Linked DNA regions of Homo sapiens: region 2 is linked to region 1. The links are chromatin contacts, found by Hi-C or POLR2A ChIA-PET in ENCODE. All regions are on one chromosome and are shown on one strand. The core of a region is the stretch at or near the end of the contact, and the rest is flanking DNA. Distances in the headings are between cores, read along the strand shown. Region 1 has its middle 5.2 kb from the start of FAM43A. Region 2 holds the start of TMEM44-AS2 (TMEM44 antisense RNA 2).

Region 1 (2,626 bases), core at 80-2,579:
ATAAATTACCCAGCCTCAGGTATTCTTTATAGCAACACGAAACGGACTAAGACAGTGGACATGTGCAACAAGCCTGGAGCAGAGAGTGCAGAGCGCCCTGGGCCTAGCACCCTCCTGGCTGCCTGGAGCCCTGAGTAGTTCCCCATGTGTCAGTCATGGCTCCTACCCCAGCAGTCCGTGCACATTTCTAGCTCTGTCATGCATCACTTAGCAGCAGATGCTGGGACTACTGATGCATACCACACAGAGGAAAGAGTTCTGCTTATTAAATTACTAAATCCTGTTTAAAAAGACGGCAACTTGCTCCTAATAGAATTTCTATGTTTCTCGTGATCCTTGGCAACTACAATGAGATTTTTAAATCTCCAGTATGGTGCCAGGGGTAGATTCTTCCAACCAGTTCTCTCTCTACTCACAAGCAGAACCCTCAAAAACAGCTCTGTCCCCTGGGAGGGAATTGTGCTTTCTTAGTATAACAGAGCCTTTCTAATTTGGTTAAAATCTGTTCTGCTGACTGTGGGGCAGTGAGAGGTGTTTCTTTAGGGAAACCATGTGTGTCCACACACGTGTGTGTGGAGGGGGTTCTCTGAAGCTGTCATAGTTGGGAGGGTATGAAATACTATTGTTTATTTTATGCCATTTTATTCCTCCCACCTTCCTGCTTACATATGCGACAAATGGTAGAAGTGAACATGGGATGTTTGTGCTGTGAGGAGTCGATGAATGCCTCCTCCCAGACTCACGCTGCCACCCCTGGAGGACCGCGTGCCGCCGGGAGTCACCCTGTTTTTCATGCAGTCGATGCTGCATTGTTGAACACGGAGGATTACCTAGGCTGGGAAAGAACGTGGAAAGTGTCTCAGTGCATTTAAAGTACCATCAGGTTAAGTCATGGAGAAACATGAGCCTCACTTTGCAGGAAAGAAAAGCTAAATTTGATGAGTAAACCAGACTTCAGGTGTTTTCTGGAAGGTGTATTTTATCTAATGACTTAGCTTTGCTTTTGTCGCTCCATTCTTTTCCCTCTGAGCTCCAGGAGCAAAGTAGTTTTAGGGTCTTTCTTTTATTTTCATTCAAAACATCTCTTCTTACTCTAGTGATATCATCCCTGGAAGACTGAGAAGTCAGAAGAGGTGAATCACGTGTCACCTTCACATCTCTTCTAGAATTACATCAGTCAGAGCTCTGAGGTGCAGTGGGGATCGATGCCAAAAAGCAGAGGGGAGGAAGGAGAGATGGGGAGGGCACAGACGGAGGAGGAAGGGAGCTGGCTCTTTCCAGCCTGCTTATTTTCTTCTTCCTCCTCCTCAACCTTCAAGCCCCCCTTCCTATTTATAAATCACATGAGAGGAAATATCAGACTTTAAAGAGATGGCTGCTTTATATTTATTGATGGTGTTGGTTTCAACACTATTTGCCTGAACTTTTGGACCAACCACCACATGCCTGTCAGTCACAGATGAAAGCCAACATTGGCATTCTCACAGGACACTTAAACTAGATAAGAATGAAGACACACAGACCCTGCCCTGTCTCCCAAGTATTAGCCATATTATCTTCACTCTGTCTCATCTCTTCATCAGTTTCAAACAGCAGAGGAACTTGGCTATGCATGGGAATAATTTCAAATGTGAAATCTAGTCACGCAGGCTAGTGATGGCCCACACAGCCGTCTGCTTATCAGGTGAGCACACTGGTGTGGAAGGGCTGGGATGGGTGGCTGGGCTGAGACTGGACTTTCCTGACCTCTCTCTAGCTGGGGTTTTTAATGTCATTCAATGATGTGTATCTGAGGTATTCAGGGAGAGGGATCGGGACGCACAACCAAGCCAAAATATAATAGATTCAAAGGCCTGGACGTCCTAAGGCCCTTAAGACTGAATTTTTTTTAAATGTTTTCCACTCAGCTGGGTACAGTGGCTCACGCCTGTAATGCCAGCACTTTGGTAGGCTAAGGTGGGCAGATCACCTGAGGTCGGGAGTTTGAAACCAGCCTGACCAACATGGAGAAACCCCATCTCTACTAAAAATACAAAATTAGCCCGGCGTGGTGGCGCATGCCTGTAATCCCAGCTACTTGGGAGGCTGAGGCAGGAGAATCGCTTGAACCCGGGAGGTGGAGGTTGCGGTGAGCTGAGATTGCACCATTGCACTCCAGCCTGGGTGACAAGAGTGAAACTCCGTCTCAAAAAAAAAAAAAAAATATATATATATATACACACACACACACACACACACACACACACACATATTTTCCACTCGCCCCCTTTGCTTTTCTTTTTTAAAGATAGTTCTATGCCTGAACCATTCCTGTTAATTAGGAAGAAAATCTTTCACCCCTCTTTCCTCTATGGTTCCAGTGAATTCCAGACTCCTTAGGATTTCTGGGTCTAGCTGCTCAGAACATATTTATGATGAAAACAAAGCAAAGTGGCCTCAGGACACCAGGGAAGGCCAGGAGTGAGATCCATTTCTGCAACACAGGAAGAGAGGCCTCAAGGGGCAAAAGGAAAATATAATTTGCAGAAGGCACAGTTTTGGCAGCATCTTATTACAACTTCCAGCTGATCGGGTGTAGCCAAACTAGAGACATCTGTTTGGAGTTTACAACAGAAACAAACACACA
Region 2 (2,626 bases), core at 53-2,552, 58 kb after region 1:
CTCAAAAAAAAAAAAAAAAAAAAAGACTATGCTTATGGCATATAAATAATATCTAAATAAAGCTGTAGTTTTTGAAAATTAAAAAAGATTTTTTTTCTTTTTTTCAATCCTGCTCCTTCTATAGAAATATTGTTTTCAAGTCATGTCTTGCTTTAAACAAACCTACTAAAATCAATAAGGAGATTTAAAAATTACAATAATAGTTTACTCTCAAGAAAAACAGCCCTGTGTACTTGAACTGTGCGGTGTGTGGCTGGACAGGAGGCGGCCGGTTGCAGAGATAACCAGCTCTTGGCTGCGGGGCCGTGGGCTAGGATGACATCCAGGAGCAGGGCTTGGGCGACTGCCTGGGGGCGGAGGGTGCCGTTGGCAGCTTCAGAAAGGAGAGTGAGAGGCAGATGTGGGGGTATTTGTTCTCCGGCACGTTTGTTTCCTCCTTCCTGGTCTTGCACCCCACCCTTTTTACTGCGCCCTGTCGGCGATCAGGACCACGCCCCCTTCACCTCGGGATCCCAGCACCCATGCGCTTCAGCAGCGCAACTAATTGCTGTTGGCTCAGGAAATGTGGACAATACGCAGGAAGGGACGCCGTGCCTTACAGCGACCGGCAGGGACTCGGCCGTCCGCGAGCCCAGCCGCCCGCCCCGCTCCGGCCAGGATGTTGGAGGTGGGTGACCGCGAAGAGGTCGGCGGGGGGCGGGGGCCGCAGTCTTTGTGCGCGCGCAGCTCCCGGCTCCCGCCGCTGGGGGGCGGCCTCCGCCCTGCCGACCCCCGACAATAGCGCGAGGGGTGGGGAGCGCGCGGTCCCGGAAACTTTTCCCCGGCGCCTTCGCCGCCGCCGCCCGCGCCCGGGAGCGCGCCCTTCTCTGCCCGCGGTCGGTGCGCTCGGCCGGAGGCGCCGCGGCGGAACGGAACCCAGAGAAGGGCACGCGGGGCGGCGGCGCTCGGGGCTTGCCCGCGGCGAGGGAGGCTGCGCCCAGGTCCCCGGCCCCGCGCCGCGCGCCCAGCCGCGCCATGGGGGAGGCGCCCAGCCCCGCGCCCGCGCTCTGGGACTGGGACTACCTGGACCGCTGCTTCGCCCGCCACCGCGTCTGCATCTCCTTCGGCCTGTGGATCTGCGCCTCCTCCTGCTGGATCGCCGCCCACGCGCTGTAATGGGGCCACGGGTCGGGGGGCTGTCGGGCGGGGAAACGGGCGCCAATCCCCTGCTGCTCCCTCTCGGAAACCTAGAGGAGGGGGCGGAAAGGGGGATGAAGGAGATGGCTCAGTAATAGGATCCAATGGAACATTGCTCTGTAGACTGAAGTGGGATCTTCTTTCCGGATCCCACGCACAGGGAAGCTGGGCTGTGAGCCAAAGGGAGGAGGCTGGGTGGTGCAGCGGATGGGGCCCCGAGGACACCGCGAGCCCTGGGTGCTATTGTCAGCCCTTCGCCATTGACTCGCAGTGTGACCTGGGCAAGCTCCAGAACCTCTCTGGGCCTCCTATGACCGGAGATAATACCTCATAGGATGATGGGAGGATTCGATGAATCAGTACCGTTAAAGCACTTAGTAAATGCTCATTAAACATCATTTGTATTGCTCCAGCTAGGCCACCAACTCTTAGGACCTTGGCAAGTCCCTTGATGTTTCTGGCCTCAGTTTACCCAAAGTCCTCTTAGGTGGGAAGGGAGGTAGTGATATGATCCAGCTGGCCTGTCTTTGCCCTGGTCTGTCCAGCACCTGGACTGGTTTGTCCAGATGCCCACGGTAGCCTAAGTTCTAAGAGTGAATCTCCAGGTCCTCAGCCGCTCTGTCCTAGGCATGGAAATCCACTAGCAGTGCTCAGGATGGTGCCGCCCAAGCATTCCCTGGCAGGGGAGAAAGGACCAGCACCCCTGGGAGAGGTTAGAACTGTCTCCCTGTAGGCACTCAGTGGATATTCTCCTAAGGCGTTTGGTCGTATTGCAGAGATTCTGCAGCCCCACTACCCAGTACTGCAATACAAATAAAAAGACGCCTAGAACATTTACTGTAGGCCCAGTGTTGCATTCATTAACTCATTCAATGCCTGCCACTCACAATATCAGCACCAGGAGGTAGGTGCTGTTACCCCCACTTTCTGTAGGGAACCCTGAGGTTCTGAGAGGTTAAATAACTTGTCTGAGTGAAAGGAAAGAACCAAAACCCCAGATCCTATTGGAAAGGGGCAGGCTGGTAAGAGAGATTAAACTGTTCAGATCAGAGGCTGGAAACTAACAAGGCGCTGGACACGCATTATCCTTTTGTTCCTCACAGTTGTCCTCAGACCAGCACTGTTAGGCACTTTGCCAACCTTGGAGGGGTTAAGAGTGAGCCTCTGCTTCTCACCCTGCCTGGGATCTGGACATACCCATTTGTTTTCAGGGCCTTGCCATCCCTGAACCTCCCCTGCTCCCCTTTCTCTTAGAAGAATGTGTCTTCGGAGTGGTGTGTGGGCTGGGTTAAGGTCAGCTGGCACCCTGGCCCCAAGAGCTGGGGAAGTGGCTGAGAACAACAGGGTACGGAGCAAAGCCCCCGCGTGTGAAGCCAGAAGACCACCATTAACTCACCTTCTCACCAGAGGCCTCAGTTTTGTCCTCTCAAATGGGAGGGTTGATATAAAT

Evidence for each region. A loop is a pair of places that touch in the nucleus more often than their neighbours do. ChIA-PET counts read pairs that join two places held with the same protein, here RNA polymerase II (POLR2A). Pooled maps may share reads with other maps.
Region 2: a pooled map shows a loop between it and region 1 (6-fold over the local background). The contact joins the promoter of TMEM44-AS2 here to the enhancer-like site in region 1. A Hi-C loop is called at or near these places in 6 of 50 pooled maps. POLR2A ChIA-PET finds 5 or more read pairs at or near these places in 5 of 52 experiments (GM10248, WTC11, activated CD4-positive, alpha-beta T cell and 2 more).

Annotation. Positions count from the first base shown.
Region 1 is chr3:194,689,734-194,692,359 of GRCh38, reverse strand. No RefSeq gene overlaps it. Among named protein-coding and RNA genes, the nearest start is that of FAM43A, 5.2 kb to the right of the region's middle. Within about 2 kb of position 1,329, at least 8 of the 41 ENCODE cell types and tissues checked have a DNase peak (open chromatin) inside an H3K27ac peak, as active enhancers do.
Region 2 is chr3:194,631,604-194,634,229 of GRCh38, reverse strand. TMEM44-AS2 (TMEM44 antisense RNA 2) reads right to left here and starts at 1,302. Exons shown (of 2, transcript NR_186047.1): 1 at 1,063-1,302. TMEM44 (transmembrane protein 44) reads left to right here and starts at 811. Exons shown (of 10, transcript NM_001011655.3): 1 at 811-1,151. The coding sequence starts at 1,015. RefSeq lists a silencer at 613-1,042.